Linked DNA regions of Mus musculus: region 2 is linked to region 1. A link is a loop called in an ENCODE intact Hi-C map of the cell type or tissue named here. Cell type or tissue: left cerebral cortex. All regions are shown on one strand. Each heading gives the region's core, and the rest is flanking DNA. Links, peaks and the distances in the headings are about the cores only.

The links. A loop is a pair of places that touch in the nucleus more often than their neighbours do. Peaks named below come from ENCODE experiments on the same cell type or tissue, not always from the same donor. Only the 100,000 strongest peaks of a DNase experiment are listed, where the experiment ranks them.
Region 2: a loop joins it to region 1, with 10 times the contacts of the local background. A loop is called at or near these places in 3 of 42 quality-filtered maps.

Annotation. Positions count from the first base shown.
Region 1 is chr1:90,683,451-90,699,858 of GRCm38, reverse strand. It overlaps Gm35332 (a long non-coding RNA gene), which reads left to right. Exons shown (of 4, transcript XR_878399.2): 2 at 2,333-2,423; 3 at 12,202-12,323; 4 at 12,776-13,014. Among named protein-coding and RNA genes, the nearest start is that of Gm35332, 12 kb to the left of the region's middle. In left cerebral cortex, for the core only: a CTCF peak has its summit at 8,332; DNase peaks (open chromatin) are centred at 8,420 and 8,860; H3K27ac peaks cover 834 bases.
Region 2 is chr1:90,743,104-90,759,511 of GRCm38, reverse strand. Gm41918 (a long non-coding RNA gene) reads left to right here. Exons shown (of 2, transcript XR_878401.1): 2 at 1-750. Among named protein-coding and RNA genes, the nearest start is that of Gm41918, 13 kb to the left of the region's middle. In left cerebral cortex, for the core only: no CTCF peak of the experiment used is centred there; DNase peaks (open chromatin) are centred at 5,115, 8,048, 9,109 and 10,716.

The sequences.
Region 1 (16,408 bases), core at 4,565-12,564:
TACAGATGTGCCCCACTATTCAAATCAGCCCAAGTGATCTTCTCAGAATGTTAACTGTAGTCCAAACTCATCTGGGTCCCCTTCAATTGTGGGATCAATTCTCTAGGTACTTCATGGTCAGTTCCTGGTTTTCTGAACCAACCTCACTCCTACCATCTTCTGTCACTCTCAGTCATCCCTGCCATGCCTGGTCTCTCTCAGTTCTGAGAGCATGCCGTGCCTCTGCTTACCCCACCCCACCCCATACCTGGTCTCCCCCAGGACTCCTTTTTTGTGTTTCCTGCCTATTTTATGGAAAAACACATGTCTTGGAGCTTGGTAGAGAAGTCTGATTCTGACTAAGCCACCTTTAGTCCCTGGATTAGGATACAGGATCCGGACAGTTCCAGCCTTTGCTTCTTACATCATGCACACATGTGATGACTTATTTGCTGATCCCCAGTTTTTGAAAGCCCACTACCATGCTGCATACATAGTAGGTGCTTATACTTGCTGAAGGAATGAATTCCCAGTGGTCAGGGCACTGTATTGATTTATCTTAACCTGAGTTCTTTAGAAAGGAAAGCCTGGGACACACTTACACTGGGAAGCATGTCTCTAAGGACAAACCAGGAAGCAAAGTGATGAGCCCAAGATACTTGTGTAAGTTGGCCAACACTATGGGAGACTTGTATGTAAAGCCATGAAACCTTTTGAGAAGCCATAGGAAAAAATAATGTGACTCAGAATAGCCATCATAAGGAGGTATAGTGTAAAGGATGTATTTATTGGTTCCTGTTTTCTGTTTTTCAGGGACCTCACCCTGCCCAATGTGGAGTTAATGCTCCTGGTTTGTGTGTTTGTAAGCACCAAGAGCCACCTTTGACTCTTCAGAAGGCATGCTCAGAAACCAGTGTTGTGGTAGCTAAGAGATATGTGGGAAAAGCCAACCAAATCACTGACAGGCTGCACCTAGATGAAGGATGTATCTAGACTAAAGACACACCTAGATGAAGCCTATCAGAGCTACACAGAGCTGGCTGGCTGACTCCTGGATTAGGTGCATAGCTGACATCATTCATTGCATGATATGAACCACTCAGATGCTCAGATACCTTACGTAACTGCTGGCTCCTGTTCTAAAGATGTGATCTCATTGATTTATAAATTGAGATGCTCTCATTCCTTCTTGGAGAAAGGGAGACTTGGTGCAGTCCAGGACATATTTCACTTACACACTAGGGCCAGATTCGGTCTCTGCAGACTTAAGCCTCAAAGGTTATTGGGATGTACAGCATGGGCCCCGAAGCAATGATGAATTAGCCACAGCTGATGGTCCTGTCTCCCCTTCCCCATTCCTCTGGTGTATTCCCTAGTCCTTCCAAAGCACTTTGGTGAGCCTGGGTTGCTTGCCCCTCAGTAGGGTGGAGTTAAACGTGTGTCTGAACCTTCAACACACTCCCACTTGTCAAGTGGTGAGAGTTTCATCTGATCTCTCACAGCAAGCAACAGTGTTCACCAGGGAAGGCCCGGATTCCTGACATCCATCTCAGCCACCATTGAGTGCAACAGTAGTTCTCAGGGGTGGCTGGCAGACCTTTGGGGGTTTGGAAGTTCCCTCTCTGGGTTTTACAAGCTCAAGACGATTTCCATAGCACTAAGAACACTTCCCATTGAAAGGATTCCAAATGCTCTGAAATGGATGTTTCATCAGTGGGGAAGTGGATTAGCTCTCCTCTCACTGGAGTGGGTTGACTTCCTGTCCATGGGTATTTCGGAAAGGCAAGAGAAACAACTCCAACTCCACAGTAGAGAAGCCTGGTAAACCCTGTCTCGGCCAGCTGGTGGAGGTTAGCGTGAAACATAGGACATCGAGATGGAAATACACGGGGCAGCCTTGATGGGTGCCATCTCAAGGGATCTGAAGGGTCCTCTGCCTTCGGTTCTTTCTTCTCAGTCCCAGAAACTCAACCTGATTAAGACAGAACACCAGAAAGGAATTAGTCGTGGGGCATCCCACCAAATACATGGTGAGAATTCTTTAAGACCATCCGGAGCCAAAACCCAAAAGAGTCTGAGTGATGAACAGTAAGTAGGAGCCCAGGGAGAGAGAAAGAGGTGAGAAAGATGAGGTCACGTGGTGTCCTTCGTGGAATCTGGGAAGAGAAGAACATTAGGAAAAAGCAAGAACTGTGAATCAAGGGTGACTTTAGTTTACAGCTTCAGTACTTGATGCCATCGTGGTGAACTGGGCTAAAAGATGATGATGATAATAAGGAGGAGTGGGTTCATGAGGACTCTCTGTGTAATCTCTGCTAAGTTGCTCTAAGTTGTGGTGATGTTTGCATTGCAGACCTGAACTTTGAGCAGCAAGAAGGAGGAGCATCAGAGAAGAGACTGAGCAGGAAGCTGGTCCTGGGAGGAGCCTGGCTTCTGCTTGTAGAGTGTGTACTGCTTCACAGTTGGTCCCACTTGGGAGTGCAGGGTCTGGCACATTGTTCTGGTTTGGCACTGTCCCCTATCCTCCTTGCATGTGCATGCGATTTTCTGTGCCAAGCAGTTGTCAATGTTCTCAGGCCTCTTCTGGGGAAAAGGGAAGCTCTGAGTTCTCAGAAGCCCACATGCCCTGCAGCTGCGGTGTGTACCAGCCCAGACCTCTGAGAAGGCCTAAGAGTATCACCTAGAAGTTGCCCATGATCCTTGTTTACTGGTAATAAAACCCACATCCCAAAGCCAGAATGACTGCATGACCCATGATACACTTAGACGAGTGGTTCTCTACCTTCCTAATGCTGCAACCACTCAAGGCAGTTCCTCACATTGTGGGGACCCCCCTCAACCATAAGATTATTCCATTGCTACTTCATAACTGTTATGAATCCTAATATAAGTATCTGATATCCAGGCTATCCAATAAGTTTTCTGTCTTGTTAGGCTTATCTTTGGGTGGGGCTCAGCTCCTGTGAAACGATTATTGGATCCCCAAGGGGTTATGACCCATGAGTTAAGAACCATGGCTCTAGATCAATACATTCATTCTTTCTACAGGAACTTTGCCATAGACTCAGCGAGGGCCATGCTGGTTTGTAAAGCTCTTTAATTCATTTGTTTTCCTAGATTCTTGCTCTCCCCACCCTTCCGGCTGATTTTTCATATAGGCCCCAGACTAACAGACTCCTTCCCATGGTCCTGGCCACAAGGAATCATAGAACACCTGACTACAAGCATGAGCTATGGACTCCTGCTCAGCTGCAGAGGCCCAGTCTCGAATCAGTGCCCTCACTAGACCTCTTTCTGCTTGTCTCTAGCATTAATAAGCTCTACTAACAATGCTCTTATAAAAAGAATAATCCCTCCCCTCCCCTCCCCTCCCCTCCCCTGCCCTCCCCTCCCCTTAGTTCCAAATCCACTTTTCACAGACAAGCAGAGACCCTGGCAGCCACTCAAAGGTGAATCTGATCATGAAGCTTTAATACAAGTGCTGTCCTTGGGGAGATGAGTTTCTTTGGCTCTTTGCCATGTCAAGGCTATCCCAGGAAAGTATGTGTGTGTGTGTGTGTGTGTGTGTGTGTGTGTGTGTATACATGTACATGGGCATGCATGTAACAGGAGCACACAAATATATATGTCAAGTCTACAAGTGCACCTGATGATAGGAACCAATTCATCCCCATCCCAGCTGGCTAGCTATGACGCACCAACTTGAGGGAGAGCCCAGTTTGCTGGGTTATATGTCAACTGCAGTTTGTAGAACAAACCAGAAACATTGAACAACAGAACTAGAGTAATGGGGACTGATGGTAGGTAAAGCTGACCACTCTGTCTATATGTGAGGGAGACTAAAAAGGAAGGGATGAAAGTTATGCATGGCCACTGGACAGGAAAGGGTCCTGTCTTCCTAGAATTCTGTGTAAGCATTTAGTGCGTGCTCTGGCTGTAGCTTGTTACACCAACACAGCTACCCACCCTGGTGGTTGTACTTTGGAAGGAACCGTTTGAAAGCAGATATCAGAACACCGCACAACTGCAAACCTGTGAAATTTGACACTGTTCTCCGACACTAATGATAGGAACACCCAGGAGGTGGTGCCCACAGTAGCCCTGAGAGCTCTCACTGGGCAGTTTGCACGCTAACAAAAATGTAAGGCCCAAAGAGGTGTCCCCAGCATTGCAGTTTAGAGTCACTTCATACCGAGATGTAAGAGTTTGGGTGACACCAACCTGACCGTGGATGAACTTTCCCTACAAAGTTGTGTCGTGCCAAGGTTTTTATCATCTGGAGACTAGCTGCTTCTGAGATGTTTAATCAATGTTGCAGGGGCCAATCGGCTTCTCATCAGACAAAAATGTGGGGATTGTAATACTCCATCCCTGTGGTCTATTATTTTTCTTTGCCCAATAAGATAATTTTTTTTCCTCCTTGAGCAAAATGGCAATTGCTCCGTACGTTGTAAACAGGAAGTGCACCATCTGTGGCTGTTCCCCCTGCCTCCAGCCAGCGCAGCACCTGCCTTCGGAGGGGATAGAGTCACACGCAGAGGCCCTGCCCTGGGCAAGTAAGCAAGCTCTGTCAGTAAGCTCAGTTTTCAGATGCAGGTGCTTTGCTAAATGAGGGTGAGCTCCCCATGCTGCCAGCCGCAGTGCTAAGGAGAATTAAATGTGCATCTGTTAAAAACCAATAGCCATAATTTGACTAGATACCAAACCTCCTTTTGAAGCCATGGTTTAAACAGACTCAGTAGGAAGCTATGACTTAGCTAACCTGGGCTGTTCCTACCAGGTCCCTGTGAGTGACCCCCTTCTGTCATCTCATCTCCTAGATGGAGACCCAAGGCACATAAAGGGGTCAGCAGGGACAGAGCTGAAATGTGTGCCCAGGTGAGCAGACCCAGCATTTCTACCTGTGTTCCCTCAGCTTCCGGCTCGGGTTCTGCGCCCTGGTCCTCTGGCCCAGTGGGTTAGCTCTCCAGCTCATTTCTGCACCTGGCTTCTCCAGAGCTGCAGCTTAGAGAGCTGGGCTGCAGCACAACCTGGAGGTATAGTGGGAGGGAGGGGTCACTGATGGTGAGATGGGTCTCCATTTGCTCTTCCAAGCAGAGCCTGATATTGTCAAGAAATCTGGTGGCCAAGGGTTAAGGGGGAATGCTGTGTTGTAGCCAGCTCTACTTTCCTCTTGCTGTGTGATGAAGGCCTCCTCTTGTCTTCCTTGTCTTCCCTTTCAGGAAGAGAGGGCTGGTGGCATGAAAACGGTAGAGGTAATTAATATAGGTGGAGGTAGTCCCACATTGAGGCACATCCAAGGCACCAGTAAAACCGGCTCTGGGTCAGGGTGGGAGGAAGGATGGTATAGAGCATGCTGCTGGTTGGACATGAACCATTGGGCCCTCAGCTGATAGCAAGCACCACATCAACTGTGAAGATACTGAACAGTTGAATGCATAGTGCCCTTGGAGGACAGATGTGGGTGCTGGCAACTGAACTAGGGTCCTCTGAAAGAGCAGTAAGTACTCTTGACCACTAGGCCACCTCTCAAGGCCTGCCCTTAATATTTTATTTTATTTTATTTTATTTTATTTTATTTTATGTAAATCACCTTTTTTTTTATTGACTCAAACTTCCTTCTAAACTAAGGAAGTTAACTATCAGTCTACCATAAATTGCCATGATTTTCCCTTAGCATCTGCTTGAAGATTTAAAATGTTAAACTAGTATTTCCTTTCAGCTGTTTTTTTTTTTTTTTTTTGATCATTGCTAATTTGGTGTGTCTGGATCTCTTTCTTCCCTTTTATACTTTTTGGCTGTGAAGTCAGTCTACCTTAATATTATTAAAATATCATTAGAAAATCATTCCTCATAATTTTGTGATTTTTATATTTTGTTTTTGAATATCTTACCCATCTGGAATTCATTCTGGTATTATGAGTGAGTCAAAGACAACCAGTTTTTATTTTATTTATAAATGTTCCAACGATATTTTTGAAGTGATCCTTCTTCCTCATATCTGTCTTGAGCAAGACTCTCATCCACGTCTCCTTCTTGACTCTCAGTTGACTGCCTCACCTCTCAATTCCTTTACTGTCCTTTGAGATTGTGCTTGGATATCAGACAGAAGAAATCTGGTTTCGTTAAATCTCCTCATGCCAGGCTTCTCCTTAAAAGTCATTATTATTGTTATTCTGTTCTATTATAATTACATAACCCCCCTCCCCTTTTCTCCTCCCAGTCCCTCCATGTCCCACTTTTTCTCTTTCAAATTCAAGGCCTCTTTTTTCTTTAATTGTTGTTAAATATGTATGTACACACACACACACACACACACACACACACGTACCTAAATGTATTATATATATATACAACCTGCTGAGTCTGTATAATGTTGCTTGCCTGTATCTTTTCAGGCTGATCATTTGTTATCAGATAAGCAGTTGGCCCTGGGGAAGACTATTTCTCTTACTTTCTGTATTCCTTATGTGCCTGTATTTCTGTGTGTACAATGGGGGTCTCCTGAGCTCTCCTTGCCCCTGAGTTCTTTTAGATCTTGCCCAGAGCCAGTCTCCCTTGTCAGCTAACTCTTCAGTTGCTTTTCAAACCATACTGAAGTCCTTTGACTTTGGGTATGCTATATAGAGGCCACTGACATTCATTAGAGAATTCCCTGCCAGTGCAAGGCATGAGTCCACTCAGTCCCTGCTGTATGGGGAAAAGGAACCACCATTTGTTCTCTGGCTATCTGACACAGAAGAGCAATTGCTCACTACAGCTCTCTGTCTTGCCAGGCTTCCTCTTGCTGCCTGCTGTGGGTCCCCTTTCACGTGCTCACTGGAATTTCTGGGTGGCCAGCACCAAGGTGGATAGTTGAGGTTTGCAAAACCCCCAGGAATTCTTGGAGCATGGCACTTCCTAGATAGTGTGCAGTCATCTCTCTGCTATTCAGAGTTCTCACATGCTTGCACACATTCACATACAACACCCAGGGGTTTTGTTGCACTTGAAGGACAAGGGAGGGGAGGGTACCTTTACCCATGTTCTCGGAAGCAGCACTTCCTTCCCTCTAGTCCATGTGAGGCTATGTGACCTCATGTTCATACCTACTTTTAAAATCTTTTAATAGTTTCTGCAGGGTTTGCAATAATGAAATATTCAACAATCGGTGCCCACCCTTAAATAACAATTCAGGGACCTTGAGGCAGAGTATCCAGCTCTCGCCACACACACACCAGCTCCTCTCTGTACCTACTATACAACTCCAACATGCTGGAACCTATGACCAATTTACACAGTTATCTTTAAATCGATCAGGAATATGATGTGGAAAGGTGGGGACTTTGTTCTACCCTCATTATCTTTCTTTCCCACATCGCTTCCTTTCTTCATGGAGTTCACAGTTCCTGACTGAAGACAAACACATCTCCTAGGCTGGGTCTACTGACAGGAATCCCTTAGTGTTTGCCTGAGAAAACCATTATTCATCTCCCCTAGCAAGGGTAACTTTGTAGAACATAACTCCCAAGTCTACACTCCTGGGAGACCAAAGGTAGGCTGTGCTGCTGGCAATGTAGGCTCTGCATGTCTTCAGCATTTCCCTGTATTGTACCAATCTACAGGTCACCAACGCAAAGCTGCTTTTGGCTGGGGTGTTTTGGCACAGGGTTGAACTGAGGACAGTGTCTTTGTGCCTGTCACACACATTAATCTCTTGTCACTTATTTGTGCAGCAGGTGCTCCTTCTAAGATGCAGGCCACCTTTGTGCTTGCTTGTTGAACCAACAGGGCACTTTGCTCTTAATGAGAAGGTGCCTTGTTCTATTGAGCCCCACCTTTCCGCTAATGGTTTTTAATTCTAGAATTCTTTAGAAGATTATTTCTTTACAGTTCTATCCTCTTGCGTTGGATGCTATTGCTTCTGTCATCCTGCCTTGGGAGTTATTTCTTTTCTACCTTGCTGGACCTTGAGTCTGATGCTGAGTTCATTTCTGTGTATTCTTTCCTTGCACCTTGGTGCATGTTGTTTAGGGAGAGGGGCATTTTGATGCCTAGGTAGTAGGGTTGGTTTTTCTTTCCCTTTTTTACTTAAGTTAGTCCATAAATTTTATTGTGTAGTCATCAGTGAGCCTGGGCTGTGTTTCTCATTTCTTTTTCTCAGTCTCTGTCTAGAGCAGGAGATCTTAGCATCTCTGTACCACCCACGTTGCAGAAGCTATACTCTGGTCAAGTACATGAATGGATGCTTGCTCTGAGAAAAGTGACTTCTGGACACTAAGAGGAGTATTGTGTAATGTATAGTTGTTGCTATGGGGTATGGAAAAGGCTCACATACATATTTGATCTTTGAATTTACACTGCCCCTGCTGGCTGCCTCTAAATAAACTGAATATTTGCCTGAGATTTCCTTAACTTGTTAGCAAAGCCCTCCTCTGCAGCCTCTCCCACAGTTCTGTTTCTAGTATGATCAGTTCCACAAAAGCCAGATGGGCCCCAGCAAAACCGATGCAAGGGGTGGAGGTGGCACGAGGACATAGCTTGGCTGTGATGTAGTCTCTGTCCAGCTGGAAGTAAATCACAGAGCTCTGCCGTCCCTAGTTTGCTGGCCAGTCCGGCCTCCAAAAGGTTCTTCAATGAGGGTCACCACATGCTGGATTCTGCAGCGTTCCAAGGCCAGAAATAGAAAAGGCTCCAGATTTCAATAATGTGAGACTTCCGTTGTTGAATTACCCTATAGCACAAAGGCCTATGCTCCAAGTCTCCCCTCCCCATAACCTCAAAGGCAGGAGGGTACTTCTCAATTTCTCCCGTCCGTCCTGTGCTCAGCAGATGTCCAGGCCCCTGTGGTGTCTGTGGAGTCCTCAGCCAGGAGGATCCAAATCAGCAGTGTGGGGGAGGAGGTGTTGAGAACACAGACCTGCCTGAGTCATTCTTTGTGTTACTAACGTCTCTAAGATACAGTGTTTCCCAGGGTCCCGAGCCCACAGAGTGATATATAGCTGTTGCTACATGTGTCCTCACTGAAAACTAGTGATGAGAAGCAGCTGCTGGCCACTACTGCTAATCATACATGTCCATATTTCTCATCTGTTTGAAAAGCAGTCATTCCCCCTGATGGGTCTCCCAAGTCTGAGCAGCTGAGCTTCCAGGCCTGCCATAAAACCCAGTACCTCATCCTCCTGTCTCCCTGCTTGATTCAACTTGGTCATGGCTGAGCCCCAAGCCAGCTCCACACCCTCAGCCCTGTGAGAATAACAGGCTGTCTGGGGATTCTCATTATGTCACTGTGGAAGACAAGAGGTCACAGGAAGCCGGGACAGTCAGGGTAGAACAGAACAAATTGGTCAGGATATGGTTCCTTAAACACCCTTGACTTCTCTTGATTGCTGTGGTCTCCTTCATGGCTCTCCTGAAACACCCACACTGGCCCACATGCCAAATACATGCATCTTGTAGACACTTCAGAAACACACCATATTCATGCCATACCACACACCATGCATAAGCCACACAAATGCACATACACACACACACACACACACAAAATATACCAGAGATATGTAAACACACATGTCACACACATACATGTCACATATGCACACATGACATACACATACCGTACCAATCAAATCCCTCCCACAGACATACCATATATGTAAACCACCTGTCAATACAAAAATATGCACAATAAAAGACTTGCACTATCCCAAGGGTGGTCTCTCTGCTTCCTGCTTGCAGACAGAGATGTAAGCTTTCAGCCATTCCTGCTGTCATGCCTTTGCTTCGCCATCACGGATCTTCACCCTCTGAAACCATAAGCCCAACTAAATCATTTCCATTATAAGTTACTGTGGTCACAGTGTTTTATCACAGCAATAAAAACCCTAATAGAATAGGCAACTCGCTTTTCCTCATTTTATTAGTTCTTTGAGAGTCAATGTATTTTGATCATAGTCCAGCTAAGCAACTACTGGAAATTGACAGCTGCTGGGAGAGGGGAAAGCCTGTTTCTTTAAGACCGAGACCAAGAATTTCATAAATCCATTGTTTTTAATAGCTGAGTAGTACTCCATTGTGTAAATGTACCACATTTTCTGTATCCATTCTTCTGTTGAGGGACATCTGGGTTCTTTCCAGCTTCTGGCTATTATAAATAAGGCTGCTATGAACATAGTGGAGCATGTGTTCTTATTACCAGTTGGAACTTCTTCTGGGTATATGCCCAGGAGAGGTATTGCTGGATTTTGAAATGTATATAAAGAAAACATCTAATAATAAATAAATAAATATTTTAAAAATTCTGGCTGAGGGCTGGAGAGATGGCTCAGAAGTTAAGGCTGCTCTTCTAGAGGTCCTGAATTCAAGTCCCAGCAACCACGTGTGGCTCACAACCATCTGTAATGGGATCCGATGCCCTCTTCTGGTGTGTCTGAAGACATTGACAGTGTGCTCATATACATAAATTAAATAAATAAATCTTTTTTAAAAAAAAAAAAAGAAGGAAAGGAAGAAAGGAAGGAAGGGAGGGAGGGAGGGAGGGAGGGAGGGAGGGAGGAAGGAAGGAAGGAAGGAAGGAAGGAAGGAAGGAAGGAAGAAGAAAAAATCTGGCTGAGCAAGCTATAAAAAGCAAGCTAGTAAGCAGCACTCTTCCATAGCCTCTGCATCTGCATCTGCCCTGGGCTTCTGCCTGCTTGAGTTCCTGCCCTCACTGCTTCTGATGAGCCATTATATGGAACAGTGAGTGAAATAAACCTCTTCTCCCCCCAAAAACAAAACAAAACAAAAACAAACAAACAAAAGAACTGAGGTCAGCCATGCTTTCACAGAAGGCTGCACAGCGAAGAGTATCCAGGCAGTACAAACTGTATTTGATGGGGGTGGGGGGAGGGGAAAAAAGAGGACACACAGAATGGGATGGGCTCGGACAGAAGGGAATCAGGAGGATTTGGGGGGTGAATATAATCAAACGTTCTGCTTTTTTAAATCTGGCGTTTTTATTATGTATGAGTAACCAGGGTGTCATGTGGTACAAAGACCTTATTTGTCTCCATGTTTTCTGTGTGAGGCCCTCCCTCCCGTCCCTGCTGTCCAGTGTTGAGGCTTCCTGCTTAAAGTTGAGAACCTGAGTGGGGGCATCAGGAATGACCCCCTGGGTCCCCAGGCTCCCTCATCAGTCCCCTCTGGTAACGCCAGCTTCTGGTTGCTGTAGATGAAGCCAGGCCTCCTCCACCACAGGGCCATCACACTGGTTGTTCTGTGGGGGTAAGATGTGTTTCCCTCTGCTATAGGTTTTTGGGAGAACCCCTTGTTTCCATTATGAGCTCCCCATGAGCCAATAGCAGCCTTCTTTTTGAGGGACTCTATTTCTCCTCCATGATATTTTCCCACATATTGTTAAATAAAAAATAATCTGATGGCCTCTGTTATTCCTTGTCTCTCTCTCCCTCTGAAATTAGGGATCAAGATTTTTTGTCTGCTTTGTTCACAGCTGTAACTACAGATCCAGAAGTGGAATCTGATGCGTGGCACTCAGTACATGTTGGCTGCGTGAATACGTGAGAGGTTTGGAGTCTGATCATGCGTAGAATCTGAGCCAAAGACAGGGCCACAGTGGTGCCAATGAAAAGGCGACTTCAGCTGTCAGTTCAGGGCATTTCTCACAGTGACCATGCATGCATGCATTTGTGATTACTAGTCTCCATGGGGCTTTGGGATGGAACTTGATTCCCCTTTGAACTGGTTTTCAGTGTAAGTTAGAGGAGAAAGGGGTGTGTTAAATGAGGGTGTGTGAAGAAATTAACTGAGAGCAAGGCTAGGTCTCTCTTTTGGAAATAGGGCTTAACTTTCATAAGTTTATGACTCTCTGTTGGGAGTGTGTGTGTGTGTGTGTGTGTGTGTGTGTACTCCATATCAGTACCTGCATGGTTTCTCTCACAGAGCACATTCCTAATGGAGAATGCTTGATGTAGAACCTTCCAGATGGAGCCGATCTTGGTGCTTGAGCTTGCATGGAACGCCGTAACCCTGCAACCCTTTGCTTGCCAGCTTTTGGATCTGATTTCACAGATGCTGCAGATTTTGATCAGCAAGCTAGTCACATTTTTTAGCATCTCGAGGCCCGCAGATCACAACTCATAACTGAGAAATATTGACTGAAACCCAGTCATGTTTCTCTGCAAAGACCCTGTGCCTCTTTTACTGTTCTTCTGCATCCAGATGGTGTATAATGGTTTATTCCAGGCCAGAGAAAAGAGAGTCACAGCAGTATCGAGGATACTTCCCTTTCTCCCGGAGGAATCATCTGGAAGGAATGACTCCAAAAGCCTCACTAGGCCGGGCTCTCCTGTGTGCACTGTGCCTCAGTGAGTTCTCTCTTACTTACAACTTAGAAGGAGGAGAGCTTTGTGCAGGCTCACAGTTTAGAGACTCCAGTAAGTTCATTCACTCAGGCCTGGGGTGGGGCTCCTGGCTAGGGCATGGGGTAGATCTGATCATTACCCAGGGAGTGCTGGTGTCTCCTTCCAGGGCAGGCTGCCATAACCTAAGGACTTCCCGCTGGCCCAGCCTCTTACAGATTCCACCCCTTCCTGGTGTCCATGGTATTTGTTACTTGGTATTTGTGATAATAGTATTTGTCATGCCAGTGATAAAAGTAACCTAGGGAAGGATTTGTCTCAGCTCAAAGTTTGAGGAAACACAGTATGTCACAGTGGGCAAGGCATGGCAGCAGGAGCATGAAGCAGCTGGTCACAGTCTGCAGTCAAGATGGATGCTGGAACTCAGGTTGTTGTCTTCTTTTTTTCTCATTGTTTAGACTTTGACCTCAGCCTGTGAGTTGATTCAGACCCTCATTGGATGGGTCATCTTTCCTCAGAAAAAAATCTCCGTGAGAATTGCAACACACCCAGAAGTGTGCCACCTAGCTGATCCCAAATACAGTCACATTGACAGTGGGAACCGAGCAGCACAACCATCTTTGGGTCTTGCGCGTGCCCTGACTTGCCAGCAAGAACAGGATCCTTCTGCACATGTTTATTGGGAGAGCTTGATTGCAGAGGTGAAGAGACCCCAAGCCCAGAACTGGTGCTGCTTATATAGGCCTAGGAGAGGCGTGTCTCACACCCGGATTGGTTATGCATGGGTTATGCTTACCACCTCATCTGCATGTCTCACATCTGATTGGTTAACTTCTCTCTCATCTGATTGGTTAACTTGTCTCTCATCTGATTGGTTAACTTGTCTCTCATCTGATTGGTTAATTCTCAAAACCTCATCTTGGCAAAAAAACTTTACTGCCTATGTATGTGTGCTGGCCAGTGGAAGCCAGTGCCACCCTGCAATGGCACATGTGGCTTCCCACATCTCCCCCTTTTTGTTTTAATAAAATGAGGCTGGTCTAGGCCTGTGCAATTATGTCCATCCTCCGTGGCTCCTGTTTTAGGTCGTTCCTCTAATGTCACAGCCTTACCCATCATAGGGTAACCCTATCGCCACCAGGCCCTGTGTCTTAGGTTGGTCTATGCATGAGGAAAGTTGCCCATCTCTGGATACCGCAGTGCTGTGTGACAGTAACTGCTAAATGACCTAGGGTGAACTCTACAAAAGAGGCCAGCCAAAAAATGAATTAGTGGGGAAATCATGATCACCCTATCGCGTGCAATGAGGAAACCTCAGCGATGTGCAAGGGCTGATCAATGATCGTTGAGTCTCTCTCATTCCAGTGCAATGGATCCATAAATCCATGAGGTGCAAGAGCAGAGAACTCAGATGCCGACTAATTCTCGAGCATAGATAACCAAACTTCAGGGGAGGCGCCATTTTCAATAGCTAAAAGTGCCTGAGTTATAATCACCTTGTCACGTTTTTTGTTGGGTTCTGAATTTGCATACCAACCAGAGCATGAACACCAGTCCACAGTATATGGCAGCACAAAATCACTCCCACCCATTCCTTAAAGTAAGAAAAAGCAGAGGTAAACCAAGAGGTAAAATTGCCAACAATGATGGGTTCTATTCGAGTTCCATTAAGGCTTAAAATCTGGCATTAGATGTAAAGAATTGAGGAAACACCCGAATGCGTCAACGGCATGGTTTCAGGAACACAGAGCTCTTCAGTTCTCACTAGAGGGAGCACCCCCAGCCACAGGAAAATCAACGTCCTCATAGCTCTGCTTGTTTTGAATTGCTCTGGTCAGCTGTTCTGGGACCCACAGCTGTTGTCGGTGATCCTGGGGAAACACACAAACAGACCCTCTTGCCCATGTCAACACCATCAACACCAGTGGGCAATGATTTCCACACCCTTATGGCAATCTGATTCACCTGCTCAAACACCTGCACTGGATATCCTGTCTGTTGTTGTGCAAAGCAACCTTGACCAAGCAGCATATCCTTATCCCATGCTGGATTTCCTGTAGCAGTATTAGCCGCTGCCTGTTCATTTGCAAATTTAATAAGAAAGGCTTTCCAATCTAAATACTGCCCAGGTGAAAGGCATGCCTTCACCAAGACTGCCCAATCAGATGGCGTCATGCAGTGTCTATTCAAGGCCTCTACTTGAGCCACAGTATAGGAGGCAGTTAAGCTGTACGTCAGCACAGAATTCACCTTCCTCCTCCACCTCGGCTCTTTTATTTTGTCCTTTCTGTCCACCTGATAACACTGTGTCTCCTTTCTTTTTCTTTTTTCTTTTTAAGCCCTTCTCCTCTTCCGGCATACTTTCTTGTTGCTCTGTAAGGATTTTCTGACCTGTCTTGACTGCCTCTACACACAGTTTCAAACAGTAACAGAGTCCATATATCAGAACAAACAAGACCAAAACTATCAGACCTACCCACAAAGGGTCAATGGGAGAAAAAAGCATAACTCATGAACCTTAACTTGTCCCAAAACCGGGAACCTTATCGTCTCAATCCTTTCTTTCCTTCTCTTCTCTCTTTCCCTTCTCTCCTTCCTTCCTTTCCTTCCCTTTCCCTTTCCTTCACTATTTCCTTTTCTTTATCACTGATTCCTTTTATTTTTCCTCCCTTTTCTTTTCCTTTTTCTTAAAAAACATATCCCCTTTTAACCTGGGGATCAATTTGGGAGACTTACTGGTACCACCGTTCCTCAGCTGAAGAGTTCTGAATCCACGCAGTCGGATCCTACTCAGCAGTCTGTTTTATGGGAACACTTTATTAACCGCTCCTTCCCCGCGATGCAGTTCTGAATCCTCCCTGTAGCAGGGGGTCTTCGCTCATGCCCAAAGATGTTTCTTTTCCCGGGTTTTCGGCACCACGCTGCAACAGGATCCTTCTGCACACGTTTATTGGGAGAGCTTGATTGCAGAGGTGAAGAGACCCAAGCCCAGAACTGGTGCTGCTTATATAGGCCTAGGTGAGGCATGTCTCACACCCGGATTGGCTATGCATGGGTTATGCTTACCACCTTATTTGCATGTCTCACATCTGATTGGTTAACTTCTCTCTCATCTGATTGGTTAATTTTGGTTAATTCTCAAAACCTCATCTTGGCAAAAAAACTTTACTGCCTATGTATGCGTGGTGGCCAGTGGAAGCCAGCGCCACCCTGCAACGGCACATGTGGCTTCCCACATTTGGGACCAAGCATTAACCCAAGGGGCCTTTGGCCAACATTCTAGGTACATACCTACTCAACTTACTGAAATTCTCAAGGGTTCCCTGAGATGTCTGTTCCCTCTGGCACTAGTCCTGGTGTAGAAGATTCTGGCCTTTGCTGTAACTCATTGCCTGTGTTACCTGGTTGTCATGCATGTTCATTATGGGATGTCTTATGTGTGACACATCACTTCTCTGCTGTTTGCATAGGGTCAACCCACAAGTTTCCTTCATGGAGGACACTATGTGGTGCCATTGAAATAGTAGATATGTACTCTGAACGGGGAGAGGAAGAAAGGAGAGTGCAGACCTTGGGCCAGGCTGATATGAGTCCATCTTTTCTTCCTCATGCCTTCTTTGGCTAGCTCTGCTGGAAGCCTCCAGAGTAACAAGAGACAGACCCTCTCTGATCTGGACACTGAGATTTTTTTCCAGTTTGGTTAAAATAAAATCCAAAGCCATACATGACATTAGGTTTGGAGTCCAAAAATGTGCTCACTACTCAGAGCCGGGATTTCTCAGAACAAGAACACAACATATGGAAAGAAGAGGCTGCAGTGTGGCCACAGGGCAGCAAGGCCAAGTTGATTGGTGCTTGCTCAACTCCTACTCAGATGGCCAAGAGACCTCAGGCTTTGGTGCATCCTGCAGTGTGCACATGTGTGTCACTGGTCTGACTAGCATATGTTTGCAATTTGTAAGGATCATTTTCTTTTTTTCCAGGGTGTGTATTTTTATGAAAACTATATGTGATATCTCTTTTTCATAGTATATGTCTGTATCTCAGCACAGGGTAGGCCAAAGCCATCAGACATATCTTTAGATATTTAA
Region 2 (16,408 bases), core at 4,248-12,247, 60 kb before region 1:
GGGTGGGGTGGATAACTGTGGGGACTGTGTGTGGAAAGGGACAGAGTGGCAGCCGGGTTGTGATGTCATCTCTACATCATCAGATCTCTGTAGGACTCACTGAAGTGACTGATTAAATACTGAAGGAAGTAAAGGAGGCAGACAAGAAGGAAATGTAGGGTCAGTGTTCTTCACAGCAGGAAATCCAAGATGGAGGATCCTCAAAGGAGTAGCAAGACTGGTTAGGTCCATGGTGGAAAGGTTGCAGGCTTCATTGGGTGGTACAAGAAGACTGGCTTTGCTCATTGAAATGTGATCTGTCAAGCAGCATGGAAAGCCCACGGACAGTGAAAGACGCTTGGGTGGCCATGTATGGGTCACATAATGCCAGGACTGCACAGTCACAGACAGTCATCAGGTCACTGCAGAAATTCAGAGAAGCCGATAGTGACACCTGATGAAACACCAGTGTGGTAGCTCTGGCTTCATTCTGATCCAACAGATGCAGAGCTACACAAGTTCCCACACAGCAGATAGATTCAAGACATTTGTGGGATTATTTGTGTTGGTTAGACCTGGGAGAGTTTGAGGGGAGCTGCAGCACTCCTCCTGATCCCCGACTTCTTGTAATTCTTCACTCCCTGGGACTGTTCTTCACTAGACTGCATGAGTGTTGTGTCTTTTCTTGATCCCTGACATGTTCACGACACTAGTGTCCCCTCTGTCTCTATGGGGCAGCTTCTGACTTGGCAATAAAGAGCATTTCCTGTGTTGGATTCTCTTTCTAAAAGAAAATGATGTCTACTGGGCTAAGGCACAGAAGCCATGAACTGTCCTAGAAGCTGGTGTGGCATGGCCACAGATGCTTCACACACAGCATCATGGGTAAAGTTCTTCAGTGGAAGCTTTTAGTTTAGCTGTGCGGATGATTATTCGGAATGTCAGAGTGGCCCAGTTCACCCAGCTATGATGTCACACACAAATCATCACAGCCCAGAAGCTCTCCCAGAGTTCCAGTGAATAATGATCCCCGAGTGATCCCAGCTGTTGTTCCTGAGAGGCCTCAGCTGTCCCGCTGAGGTTAGAGCATCCTGTATCTTCTACCAGGGCCAAGCTCACCCTCTTATCAGTTTTGCTTGGACCTTCTGTTCCTCTCTCAGACAGGGTATCACTACCCTTCCCTGTCCTTCCACTGACACCTTCTTTATCCTGCCAAGTTGCTCTGGCTTCCCTCAGAAGGACCTGGAGAAGCAGGCTGCTCTGGAATGTGTTTCTGGCTTGTGGGGAAGTGACCTGGACTGAGGACCTCTTACAGCCCAGTGTGCTGCCCTCCACTGTGTTGACTTCTCTATGAGCTTCCATGTCTGGCCATGCTGAGGAGCCATGGGTCCTGGTGCTGGGGTGTTGAGCCATGGTTCAGGGGTGGTGGGCCATGGTGTTGGGATGATGGGCTATGGGCTGGGCAGGCAGGATGATCATGGTACATAGCTGGTGGAGTCTAGTACAGGGAAAGCTCTTTGCTTTGCTCCTTCTCTGTTTCCTTGCTGGTTTGAGTTTCCATGCTGTCTGTGGGGTCCCATCCTCTCTTGCTGCCAGGGTCCAGTAGCTACTCTAAGGTCCATTGCACTCCTAGGGGATCTTTGCTATTTGTTTGGAATCTTGTGCAAGGGTTAACCTGCCCTGAGCCACTGAGGCCCCACCTGGATTCAGTTCACATATTAATTCTGGGACCTATGTGTGGTCACTCAGTTGCTAGGGAGCAAAAGACCAGAGGAGAGGTCTCATACAGCCTAGCTGTGGCATCTGGTAGGGAGTGATGAGCAGTGACCAGGGAGTTGCTTAACGAGGACGACTCTTAAGTATTATTCAGCCTGGAGGATAGACACTGTGCTCTTGCCTGGAGTCAGAAGTGTCTGGGAAAACCTTCCTGTGGCCAGCACAGTCATCTGATGGAAGATATTTGGGTATCTGCTGAGGGAATTAGCTCCATGTGTTTGATTTCAAGAGAATGATGGATTTCCAGTATTTGAAAAAAAAAAAGATGGATTTCCAATATTTGAAAAAAAAATTCCAGAGATCTTGGGAACAAAAATAGCACGACAAAAGGAAATTGGTGGCACTTATATACCCAAGAAAAAAGTATTTTTGCTTTTGGAGGCTAACGGTTAGAGCATGTGTCTGATAGCTACTCTGTTCAGTCTAGTGGGTTAAGAGGCCTTGTGTCAAACAGTCTGCCCGAAGCAGACTCTCATCCAGTCTTTCTACAGAGAACTATAGAGGATGACAAAAGCCAGAGGACTGAGCAGCAAGTCTGTGTGTGAGAAAGTCAGCATAGGCACATTGAGAGCAGCTGAGGTTTGGTCACACTCAGCCACTGGGGAGCTGGGGTCAGTGGGTCAAGGAGCAGGAAGCTGAGTGTTACCTGTTTACTCTCAGATCTTTGTTTGGTGGTTAACCTGGTGATGCCCACTCCCTCCATTTGTTAGAGAGAACCTGCACAACACTGTTAAGGAGAGGGTTTGGGTGTCGAGGCAGGGGATCTGGACCACGGAGGTAGACAGTTCAGCTAGAGACATCTGACACACCACAGACACAAGAGAATTCAGAGGTGGGCTGAAGAGAGAGTCACACATGCTACTGACCAGTCACGTTGCATATGAACCTAAAGAAATGGTAATGGAGACAGAATGGAGATGATGAGAGACTACATTGCTCATCCTTCAGAAGAAAGAAAGGGGTCCCCATGCTGTGTAAAGACTCTGAGGAAGCACCAAAACCTGCTGTGTGTCTGACACTCCACCCCTTGGCACCAGTAAAGTTTACTGGTAAGGAATCATGCTCATGCCAGATGTAGTAACTGAGCCTAAAACCTCTCTGTGATGTGAACTCTGGATGTGGTTCTGGATGCCTAGGTTCCTGATTCCCATCTAGTTCCGGAACTGATCCTGGTCTTTGAGCATCCCCCATTTTTTGAGCATCCCCCATTGTTTGAGCATCCCCCATTGTTTGAGCATCCCCCATTGTTTGAGCATCCCCCATTGTTTGAGCATCCCCCATTGTTTGAGTATCCCCCATTGTTTGAGCATCCCCCATTGTTTGAGCATCCCCCATTGTTGCTGAAAGCCACGCAAGAGTTTTCACATCTTTTTCAATAATGGGAAAGAATAGACAGGTTCTAATGCAATCTGATGGAAAGCCAAGGGAAATCTGAAGCCAGGAGGTGGCATTCTGATACCCAAGTGGGTCCCATGGTCATTCCTAAGCCAGGCATTAAGAAAAAAAAATGACTGGAGGCTAGGCTAGAAAGATGGCTCAAGGTTAAGAGCTCCCGCTGCTCTTGCAGAGGACCTGGGTTCAGGTTCCAGCAAATGGTGGCTCACACCGATCTGTATCTCCAGTTCCAGTGAATTCAACACTCTATTGTGACCTCAGGGGGTATAAGGCATCACATGTTGCACATACATACATACATACATACATATGTACATACATGCAGGCAAATAACAATACTCATAAAATGAAATAAATACATCTTAAAAAACATGATTTGTAGTTTTTTTGGCTCAAGCAAGCCTGAATCCCAGACAACTCTGGGAATCAGCAGGGCTCTGAAAAGAGAATTAGGCTGAGGGTGTCTGTGAGCACACTGGTGTGAGCACTCGTGTGCACACCTGTGATGTAACAATTTGTGCCATCTAATAAACTGTGTTAGCATATCCAGTGGACCAAGCTTTAGTCTACCAAATTCATGATAGTTTCCAAAGAAGTCAAAGCATTAGAAATAAAACTTTATATTTTGTTGAAGGGAACACCTGAGGTACTAGATTTGAGGACTTTTAGAATCCCCTGTGCTTCCCTCCTTGGGGAGCAGGAGGATCAAGTCTTTATGTGACTGTCTACCAACTGACTCTGACTTTGACCAGCCCCTGGAGTTGGATACTGGAGGACCTGTGCACACCCTCCAGACACATCTTGTCCTCTGTTCACTTTCTAATGGTCTTCACTATTGTGTAGACCAGAACTAACCCTGGACAGAATGGAAGACAGGAGTGTGGTTAAGTGTTAATCTGACTCTAAAGACCTCAAATATACATACACTCACACACGCACTCTCTCTCTCTCTCTATATATATATATATGTATATATATATATGTGTATATATATATATATATATGCATGTATATGTGTGTGTATGTATATGTATTATGTATGTATGTATGTATGTATGTATGTATCTATCTATCTATCTATCTATCTATCTATATTTGTGAAGTGTGGAAATGTGGTGGCACATGACCAGTCCCAGCACTTGGGAGGCAGACACAGGGCAGGTGTATCTCTGTGAGTTCCAGGACAACCAGGAACTACATAAAGAGACCTTGTCTGAAAAAAAAATTACTTTTGTTTTTCTTTAAAGCCAAAGAGGGCTATGGCAACAGGGAGCCTACCTGTCACTTACCCCTAATAGTCTGCTGAATCTCCCATCTCAAGGGATATATACTACTCGAGGTAAGACATAGCTTCAAAATAAATAAATATTGGCCGTTTCTAGAGACAGCACTTTGCATTATTTCCACACACTTTGCACTATTTCTCAGAATAAAGGATGACAATAAAGACATTTTAATTCTGTTCTGGTTCTATTATTCTATTCTCTCCTTCAGAATGTTTTCCAAATGCTTGCTTTCTGTGGGGTTACCCTGGGGAAATCTGGCACTGAGGACTAAATCTGTGCAAACTGTGACCAACTGGCTGCACCGCTTTGATTCAAAAATAAATGCCTGGAGGAAATGTATCTAGGGGCCCTGCCTTTGGGCAGAGAGCATCACAGATATGGCTGCTCAGTGTTGTCCCTCTTGACATTTCAAAGCAAACTACTGCTTTCCTCATAAGCATGTTCATAAGGAGTTTCCAGGGAATTTGGTGTCCCAAGGAACTCTTGACAGGGAACATGTCTGCATCTGGGGTCCATATTCGTAACTCACAGTCCACGGGCTTTCTCGTGCCTTTTAAGGGAGCAGGCACTGTCCCCTACCCCTGGGAGTGTTTCCGTCTCTGCATTCCATCCTGCACGTGGGGAGCCCTTTGCCAGCCATTGAGTAGGAGCTTCTGCCAGCGTGGCAGTAAGGACGGCTAAAAATAGCGGCAGCCGGTTTTCATCGACTGAATATAGGGATGTCTCGCTGGGATGCTGCTAATGCCCTTGTTTGGCAGAAGCTATTACTCACCCCAGCTCGAACTGATCGTTGGTGTTAGAGAAATGGCACCAGCGTGGAATCTCAGAGTCCTCCTCCCGGAATTCCCCAAGCATGAGTCTCTTACCTCCTTATACTCCAGAGCCAGGAGACGTCACCTTTCTGCCAGATTATGTCAATGCTGGGTGAGTGAAATAAAAAGTGGACTAGCTAAATAAAACTCTCAGCAGCCAGGGCAGCCTCTCTGGTTACCATGACCATCCTGCCTCAGTCCTTCGGGGTCCCCTGAGCCCCACTTAAGTTGCTTAGGTAGAGCCACAGGTCTCAATGTGTTAACAGCCAGGCAGATTTCACAGAGGAGGAACTTCAGAGGAAGGGTGTGGCTGTATGGATTTCTGTTGTTTGAGTTGAGTGGAATACTTCTATCATTTTGGAGGGAGTCACATTTAAAGATTTTTTTTAACACACTACAGCCAAATAAATGTCTTCTGGGCAGATATGGACCTCGGGACACTGGGTCACAAACTCTGGTTTTAGAAGCACTGAGTTAAAATTCAATTCCAAGGGCAGGCTTCTGTGGGTGGTCTCCTGTCTATAAAGTATTAAACGTTGAGTCTTTGGCTTGGGGATGGTCCACTGACTGTGCCCATTACATAAAGACTGCACACATGACAGGGTCGAGGGAGTTTTATAAACTGATCACGAGGATTTACAAGTTGCTTGAAGGTCCAGTGGGCTAAGCAAGGAAAAGAACGTGCAGTCCCTTACCCACTGCAGGTGGGCATTCTGAGTATGCCACTGGTTACAGATAGAAGACTGTTCTGCGATACAGGGCAAATGCTGAAAAGTTTTTCATGAACTAAGAAGCACAAAGAAAGCTTAGAAGTAAAACTGCAGGCCAGGCCACCCTTCTCGAGCTGACTGCGAGGATGTGGCCTCTTTTGAGTACAATCATAGTCATTGTAAAGTGCATGCCTTTCTAAGACCCAGTGGGTCAGCTGGCCGGGCACCTCAAGTTGTCACCATGGTGGCTGCTCACTGAGGCTTCAGTGAAACAGTATTCCCTGGGATCCCTGTTGTCACCCCCCAGTGAAACACCAGGAGCACAGGCTCAGAGCTGTGGGGACAACAGCAGCCACAATGGATCTGGTTTTGTTCCTACACACCCCAGTCAATGCTGTGGTTTTGATCCTTAGAACTGTGCCTGTGGCCTGGCACTGGGAAGGGCCTATCAGCTGTCAATCAAGGCACTAAACTGCTCTCATCAGACAGGTCTCATCACTTAAGGGAAACCTTTTAGGAATGCTAATAACGTATATTAATATCCAGTTGACCTTTCCAGTGAGTTTTCCTATTAATGCTTCCCGTTCAGTCACACAACCTCAGATAGGGTTGGGTCCTTCTGATGTCTCTCAGTGGGTTCTAATGGCTCTGTTAGTAACCCAAGTGCAGGTCCTTAACTTCTCACATTCTCAGTTCATCCTTTAATCCACCCCTTACTTGTTCTTAGTCAAGTATATCCACCACCATACTGTAGAACACTTACCTTTATTATGGAAGATATTAGAAATATTGATAGTGGGGCTGGAAACTACTGTGTACATACATCCTTTGCTTAATGTCTTTAGCTTAAGGCTGAGTAGCTCAGAGCTAGAGAGAGTGCTCAGTGGTTAAGAGCACTAGCTGCTCTTCCATAGGACTCAGGATTAACTCTCAGCATCTATATGGTGACTCACAGTTGATTCCAAAAGAGCCAATGCCCTCTTCTGGTCTCCACAGATGTCAGGCATGGAAGTGTGGCACAGAGATACGTGTAGGCACAGACACATATGCATAAAATATTAATAATTCTAAAATTAAGTAGAGAAAGAGTGAGTGGTGTCTCTTGGAGCTGGAGAGATGGCTCAGTGGTTAAGAGCACCCCCTGCTCTTGCAGATGGCCTGGGATTAGATCCCCAAACCCACATAGTAGCACAAAACTGAAACTACAGTTTCAGGAGATCCAATTGCTCTTCTGACCTCTTTGGACACTGCATATATGTGGTGTGCATACATGTATGCAGGCATACACTCATACATACTTTTTAAAAAGAGTAAAATGTTTTACCAATCTCTCTTTCTCTCTTTGTGTGTGTGTGAACATGTGTATGTGTATTGCATGCATGTGTGTGAGTGTGCATGTGAGTGTGTGTGTGTGTTTACCCAAGCACAGATGTGTTTGATGGAGCGCACATGCCACTAGACAATTTTCAGGCATCAATTCTTTCCTTCTACCTTGTGGGTCCTGGAGATTAAACTCAAGTCATTAAGCCCAACTTGCCGAGCCGTTCTGCTGGTCTCTACTTTTAAATGATATGTTTTAGTGTGGAGAATGTTATTTCTGAAAATCTGGACAACTTCCATTTATTATTCCACAGCAATTGCATATCAGCCAACTGTAGTCCAGATGCGTGGACTTCGTGACCTAGAGACTGCTCTGACACCATAAGGACGAAGGCTAAGCTTGAGATCAAAAGCATCCACCGCCATTGTGGAAACTTGTATGAATTAGCCATGATTCATTTCTAGGAAAGTATTTGTTGCTGTGTTTGCCATAGAAACCCTGCTGTCTAGCCTTGGCACTGGGTTGGCAATTTCACGTACATTATTTCCTTTTACTTCCCAGCAGGCCCATGAAGAGGGCACAAAGGGAAGATGATACAGTGATGATGAAGGCTTCATTAAAGAGGCAGGGAGGGCACAATAAGCCCACTGCACAGATGGAGGAATCAAGTTCTGAGAGATTCAGACTAACTGTCAAGGCTATACATGTAGAGAGGGGATGGAGAGAAATGGGTGGGAGGCAGACAGATGGAGAGAAGCACAGCGAGGAATTCACACATCACCAGATTTCAAACACATCCAACAGCTGCTCTGTGTGGTCAGAGGAAGGCTGAGAAAACACAGCCACACCATGTTCTGTTTCTCTCTTTGGTGACTGAGCAGCATCGACTGGCAGACGTGACTGTCCACTTGTGAGAGTCCCCCATCAGATGTTCTTGAGACCAGGGACTCGGCTTCAGCTCATCCCTCAGCTTTGAGTGCAGGCCTGGGCATGCAGGAAGTGAGCAGAGATGTCCTGTCAACATCTCTGGATACCTTTTTCCTTGGCAACATTGCCCCTCCCCCCCCCCCCCGCCCCCGCCGCCAAATGCTAGAGCCATAACTTAAGCACTTTCCTAAAAGTAATTTGAACTGTGAAGTACAGAACTTGTCCTATAAAGATAAAGCAGGACAGGGGCTCTCTCAAGATCACCCATATACCATTTGCAACCATTTGCGTTGTCAGCAACTTCAGAGCTGACTGCATATGATGCATTTAAAAAATATTTTATTGATTGAAAATTTCATGCATGTATATACAATGTATTTAAATCTTTTCCATCCATACCTCCTCCATCAACCTCCCCTAGAACCTAAGGAAGTTATTTTGATTAGAATTGTCCCATCTTTGCCAAAGGTGTGTGGTGTGTCTGAGACAGGGCAGCCTGGGTCATGGAAGGTGTGCTGGGATAGTGTTATGGTCGCCCCACACACAGCACTGGAGGGAAGTTTCCACCACGCAGGTTCTTTAGCTCAGCTCCACTGATGCCCACCTTAAATCAGAGACACGTAGGACAGATACAGAGCTCATGCTATTTGCAGAAAACCAAGAGTGCTCCCGAATGCCCGAAGGCATACAAAACAGAACTCGTCTTTTCTGCTTCTCTATCTGAGGCTTCAAGGGAGCCAAGTGTCATCTTGAATTCAGGACTTGTTTGAAGTCATCTCTATCTCCGTTGTGCTTAGTGGAAGATCTAGGGAGAACACTGCCTCCACTCGCAGTGGCCACTGCACACAGAACTCACTTCCTCCTTTGGCAAGCATGGCCCTGGGAATGTGGTTGCTTTTTACAGCATCTGTTCTCCATTAGGGCATCTGACAGTTCCTGACGCTGTGATGCAGCCAAGCGGGGAGCTGTGTGTGGAGGCCGTGCAGTGAGGTGTATTACTGACTGGTTAGTGGTGACCAGCGGAATCCCTGATTCACTAAGCCAGAGCTCTGGTTGTGGGTTGCCGAGCTCTGCTCCTGATTCAGTGCTGTGGACAAAAACAAGGCAGAGAGAATATTCTCACGGATGGATGCCATGAAGCTGAGAAAAAAGGGATGAGATCTGGACAGAAGGACCCTGATTTATAAAAGTCAGACCGGATGTGGTAGCACTTGCCTCTGCTTTCAGCTCTAGGAGTTTGAGGGCAGCCTGGTCTACCCAAGGAGTTTCCAGGTTAGCCTGGGCTACATAATGAGACCTTGTGTGCTAGCTAGTTTTATGTCAAGTTGGTACAAGCCAGAGTCATCCAAGAGCAGGGAACCTCAATTGAGAAAAAAAAAATGGATCCATGGGCTGGAGAGATGGCTCAGAGGTTAAGAGAAAATGGATCCATAAGATTGGGCTATAGGCCTAGGCATGTTCTTAGTGATTGGTGTGGGCAGCCCAACTCATTGTGGGTTGTGCCACTTGTGGGTTGGTGGTCTTAGGTATTATAAGAAAGCAGACTGAGGGGTGGAGAGATTGCTCAGTGGTTAAGAACACTGGTTGCTCTTCCAGAGGTCCTGAGTTCAATCCCCAGCAAACACATGGTGACTCACAACCATCTGTAATGGGATCTAATGCCTTCTTCTGGCATACAGATAGAGCACTCATGGATAAAATAAATAAAATTTTAAAAATAAGAAAAAGAAAGCAGGCTAAGCAATCCATAGAGAGAAAGCCAGTATGCAGTGTCCTTCCATGGCCTCTGCATCAGTCCCTGCCTCCCTATTCCTGCCCTGTTTGAATTCCTACCCTAACTTCCTTCAACAATGAACAATGATATGGAAACATAAGCCAACTACTTTTCTCCTCAAGTTGCTTTGGTAATGGTGTTTCATAATAGCAACAGAAACCTAAGTAAAAACCCTGTCTCAAAATTAATTGATTGATTGATTGATTGATTAAAATAGACAACTGATCTACCTCCCACTATAGGATGAAGGATGGCACTAGTGTACTGCAACATTGACCCAGTTTAATCAGAACACATACAGACTGAACTTAGTCTACAATGAACCAGACAGAAGGCTAGTTTGATCTCATGCAGAGAATGGTGAGGTATCCAGGAGGAAGGCTGATTAGAACATGTCTATGTGACTGCCACTCTGTATGGCTTTACAGAATCAATAGTATGTGGAGGACACTGTGCCCAGGTGTAGGGAATCTGCCAGAATGTGTTCTGAGAGTAAGGTTCCACATGACAAAGAGAAGATGCAGGAAGGAGCCTGTGGCTCCATCCTCTGTCTATGTGCAAAGCTTTCTGGTGGGAGAAAGACCTTCCTTGTTCTCCTTAGGCCTAAGGGATGAAAGCACAGGGATGCCGGTAGGAAATGGGCGGGACTGCCCAGAGTTTGGCTGTGTGCTTTATGCCAAGTAGATTCTAGTCCAGACTGTCACCATGAGGCAGGGGAGACTCCAGATGGAGTTTTCATCATACGACTTTCAGGCTCAGCAGCCAAGTTTGCCCAGGAAACGCTCCAAGGTAGAGATGAAAGCCATACTGAGCTTTGAAGAACACAGAGGCCTGGGCTGCAGGGGTGCTGGAAGTGTCCCAGAAGTCACAGGGCAAAAGAGCAGCATGCTGGGTGACCAGACAGAGTCAGGAGAATGGAGCAGTTGGTGGCTCCTGAAGTTAGACTTGTGTTTGATTATACTCTGCCACTGGATAGCCTTGTGATCTGGGTTCTGTAGATAGAAGAATGGCCCTGCAAAGATGCCTCTATCTCAGACCTTGGGACCTGTATGTAAACATGTCATGTTACATAGCATAGGGACTTGAGGTTGAAAATGGAGTTGAATTTATCTTGAACTATCTGATGGAGATGATGTAACAACAAAGGTGGAAGAATAGGGGTGTGGGGACTGCTTAGCTGGCCAAATGCTTGCCGTGCAAGCATGCCACGAGTTCAGTTTCTAGAGTCCAAGTAGAAAAGCTGGTCATGTTGGCACATACATTTAGAGATGGAAATGGGAGACTCCTGGAGGTTCACTGGCCAGCCATTTTAGCCAGTTCATCAGCTCCAGTTCCAGTGAGAGACTCTGCTTCAAGATGAACAGCTGAGGGTGACACCTGAGGTTGACTTCTAATCTTCACAGGCATGTGCATGGTCACATGCGTCTGTACACATAAGTGGTCACTACGTACTTTATTGTAAACGTGGAAAATGGAGGACGGAGACCAGAGCCTGATATGGTACTGGAGCAATTTGGGCTGCTGCACTCTGGCTTTGAACCTGGGGCCGGAGGCATGAGCCAGGAGTGTGTCAGCTCCCAGGAGAAGAGAAGACAGAGGGGCATATTGTCTTCTAGAAAGTTCCCAGCAGCACTTTAATCTTCATCCACTGGGACTTATTTCAGACTTCTGCCTCACAAACCTGAAGAATGATATATTGTGTGTTTTTATGCCACTAAGTTTATTTGTTTGTTACGCCAATAGCTAAAACTCCTAATGCATTTGGGATAGTTCCACCTTTCCGAGTCAGGAATCAGGTTATGTTGTGTGTACAACAGAAATACTGTTGTCTGAGTTCTAGAAATATTGAAAATAAAATATCAGTTCCCTACCTGGTGCAAGAAGACAGTTGTTATTGATAAAGAGAGTTGTCTGAGAGATTTCTCCAACATTTAGCTATTACAAGAAGCCATACCTTCCCTGTCCTCTGGGCATAGTATGGCCATTTCTTTCTTGAGATCAGAGCAGCTCTGATTACCCACACAGGACTCTGACTAGATTGAGAGATCACTCAGGGGGTACCTAGTGAAAGGGCACATGAAGCCCCTCCCCTCCCTGAGATACCAAGGCAGTAAGTGATTACTGGGCAGAGAGAGAGGTAGACTTTTCTTTCTCCTCCATGCTGTAGCCTCCTGTAAGTTGCCTGTGTTCTGGTAACCCCTCACTTGTGCTACTGTAAGTAAACCCAGTTGGACCCATTGGCCTCCCAAGTTAGTCCTCAGGGGAACTGATGCTTCGGTTTGTGGTTGGTGCCCTAACCAGAATGAGTACATGTTTTGCTCACAATTCCACAAAGAAAGATAGGAAATAAACTTATTAGCCATGCCACTGCCACCGAGTTTTCATTAAATACCTTCCCAGCCTAATCAGGTCAGCTGTGTGTGTGGATTAATGCAAAAGCAATTTCTAGGTAAGGGGCATAAAGCCAACTTTCTAGTCTAGAGTCTAGTAAAGAACCAACCTGGTTAGCTTTCTCCATCCATCCATCCATCCATCCATCCATCCATCCATCCATCCATCCACATCCATCCACATCATATATATATGATACACACACATACACACACACATATATATATACATACATACACACATACATATACACACATGCGTGTATACACATACATACATGTGCACACATGCACACACACCACTCATCACACCCAGAAGTCCTACTGTGGAGCTGCTCCTCTGATCACAGCTCTAAGGATAGGCTGGGGTAGGAGGTAAGCTTGACATTTTCTTTTCTCTAAGTAACTTCTACCATCAGATGATAGTAAGTCAGATGATTTAATTAGAGCCACTTCTGAGACAGAAGAGAAATTGTCATTTATCACTTGTCTTGAAGAGGAAGCTATGTGCCAAGTAGTATAGCTGGAAACCAAAATAAATATTCATCATAGCATCACAAAACCACACCATTTTCCAGCCTTTTGCAGATACATGCACAGAACCTGTGTTTATTTTAAGCTGACTTGCCTCAGGGTGACATGCCAAGTGCCACATACATCCCATCCTTGTAGATTTTTGTTGTTCTTCCTACCAAACATACAGAGTCCAAAGTCGGAACAGAGACCTGCTATCCTGCAGAGGGGGTTGAGAGCAAAGCCTACATTTTTGTTGTATTGAAAAGCTGAAGACTTTTTGTAATGTTTGTAATGAGCTCTTGGGACATTGGAGTTTCTGGTTTCTGCAGACTTCCGCCCCCTCCTTCCCCCTGGGTTTGGAAAGTGATGTGGTGAGACTAATGGTCACTTATGTGCCCAAGAATCTTTTTCCTCCCATTTTTATGTGCGCTGGTGTGGTGTGCATGTATGGATACGAACATTTGCATGTGCAAAGACATAAGTGTGTATGTGGGTGCACACACACACACATATACACACATACACATGGGTATGTGTGCGCATGGACATCTGAGCTTGACACTGGGAATCGTCCTTGATCTCCCTTCCACCTCATTCATTAGGACAACCTCTCTCAACCAACCCTGGAGCTTGCTGCTAGGGCTCTTCTCACTAGCTTCCTCTGGCCATTGCCTATCTCTATTTTCTAGGACTAGACTCACAGTCAGGCTGCCACACCCACCTGCATTTGCATGAGCTCTGACTTAGCAGCAAACTTAGACCACCAAGCCATCTTTCTATCCCCCAACAGCCGATCTTTCTGTAACAGCTGGTAACTTTTAAGAGCTTTATTACAAGAGTCAGATTTATTAACCCGTCTTTTCTTCTCAACTCCCAATCCACAAAATTTAGTTCTGAATAAATATGAAAAACTCCGACTGGATGTTCACGTATGAGTTAACTGCCAATAATATGATTTGAGAATAGAACAAGACTCCACGTTTTTGGCCTTCATTATTTACATTTACAATTGGGCTCCTCTCAAGCGACCAACATTATGACTATAGCAAAAAACATCTGAGTGACAGGCCAGTGGTTAGTAACAGCGTTATGTGACAGTCATATTATTTCTCCCATGATGTGAGGCTGTTAAGAAAACCCATACTCTCTCCACGCAGCTATGAAATGTGGAAATAAAGTAGTGTTGTGATAAGAATGTCTCTTCTCCTTCACCTCACTCTGTGCTGAATTAGTAAATGGAGCCCCTGAACCTTCTGGGAGCCATTTAGTGATTTTAATGAGTCTGAGGAAGAGGAGCCGGTTGGTGGCTGGTGGGTCAGGAGCTCAGGTCACATAAATGGGGCTTATGGCCAGCAGCTGGAGGTGGAAGCAGTCTTTGGGACAAAGCCCTGAGAGGCCTCCTCCAGGCAGATGGTCTCAAAGCTGTATTGGGTTGTATCACACCCAGCTGATGTTGTCTGCTTGGATGGGGAAGCCCTGCCCTGCACATCTGGAGCAGGTGGCAAGAGCTAGCTAGCAGAGGAGAAGCTGGGCTTGGGTTTGAGCTGAATGTCCCATTATCCTCAGACATTTTTCTAAGTTTAAACTCTGCATTAGAGGAAGTAGAGGCCATTGTGGGCATCGGCTGGAAATCATACAGCAGCACAGATCCACACAGGAATAAGGACTTTAGAGGAGTTGGGAAATGGCCACCACAGCTTCCCTTACACCTGAGTGCTTCTGCTTCACTATCTGGGAAATAAGACAATATTACAGTTGAAGACACAAAGAATAAGACAATGTTACATTGGAAGATACAAAAAAAAAAAAAAAAAAAAAAAAAAAAAAAAAAAAAAAAAAAAAAAAAGGCAGTTGAATCCGGGGCTGAAAAACCAGACTTTAATATAGGATAGCTTCTTGCTACAGGAGAATCCTAGCCTAGCTGTCTTGGTAAGTTCCTTAGCCTTTCCTGCCTCAGTTTCCCTGTCTGTAAAATAAGGCTAACAGCACCTAGATTTTAGGGTCATCAAAAGAACGAAGGAAACAGACACCCCTAGCATTAGCTAGCACATGGCTGCTCTCACTATTTGCCCCTCTACTTCTGTATTTTAAAATACCAAGTATCCTAGCTCCCTCTACAATACAATACTTCCTGAGTTCTCTGGGCTTTTATTATAGTGTGATATAACTCTAACTTTAGAATAGTCAAAGCAAAGGCCAGACTAAAATGAATTCTCTTCTCCATTGTTCTAAAGCTGGCTGAGAAAATGATCAGCCTAGAAGATGGCAGTCCTGGGTGGAAAGAGGAGGAGGGAGGGGTCCATTCTTCTATAAAAGGAGATTCGCTGAGTAAACAACGCTGCGTGGCCGAGCATGGTCCAGATGAGCAATGATTTATGAGTGGGAAATCTGGGCCGCCCGGCTTCAGCTAAACAGTGGGGGAAGATGGAAAGCAGATGTCTGACCTTCATCCCAGAGGCCCTCGGGTGAAGAGCGAGTGGGAGCAGGGCGAAAAGCATCCAGGGAGCTCCAGGAGCCTGGGAGCTCCGGGGAGCCGCGGAGAGAGCAAGGAGGGGGAGGGCAGCAGAGAGAAAAGGCTGATGGGAAGTCAAGCTCCTCAGCAAGACCTGGTGCTTGTGAGGGACATGCATATTGTTCTCACGGGTTCCTATGGAAACGGGTTCATTGATGGATTGCTTGGTGCTTGGATTACAAGCGCGCGCATGTGTGTATGTGTGTGTGTGTGTGTGTGTGTGTGTGTGTGTGTGTGTGAGAGAGAGAGAGAGAGAGAGAGAGAGAGAGAGAGAGAGAGAGAGAGAGAATGTGTGCCAGTGAGTGTGAGTAGAGTGAGTTTGTGTGTGTATGTGAGCATAAATGTAGGTGTATGTGAATAAGTGTGTGTGTATGTATGTATGAGGAGGTGTGTATGAGTGTACAAATGTGTGTGTGTGTGTGTGTATGTATGAGTGAGAATGTGTGTGGGTGAGTGTGAGTAGAGTGAGATTATGTGTGTGTGAACATGAATGTAGATGTATGTGAATATGTCTGTGTGTGTGTATGAGTAGGTGTGTATGAGTGTACAAGTGTGTATGTGTGTGGACATGTCTGAGAGGTTGTGTTTGTTAGTACTGTGCCTGTACATGTGTTTATGAGTTTGGCAAATGCACGTGTGTGTGTGTGTGTGTGTGTGTGTGTGTGTTATATTTGTGAGTGGCATGTATGTGTGAGCATACACAAGTGCCTATACACAATACACTTCAAAACACTGTGGTAAACTATTGCAAAACATTGTAGTAAACTATCTCTTCTTTTTTTTCAACCAAATCTCTGCAGAAGTTCAATGTCCTAAAACCTGAAAACAAGACTAGGTTTTAATGTAATTCTAACAAAGCTGAAGTCATTCTAGAGTCTGTCCTCACTGATGAACAAATGGAAAGAGAAGGGAAACCTGGTATCAGGGCTGGCAAATGGGGGGTCAGAGATTAAGTTTTGTCCACAGCTTATTTTATAAAGTTCATGATTACATGTCCTGCAAAGTCTCAC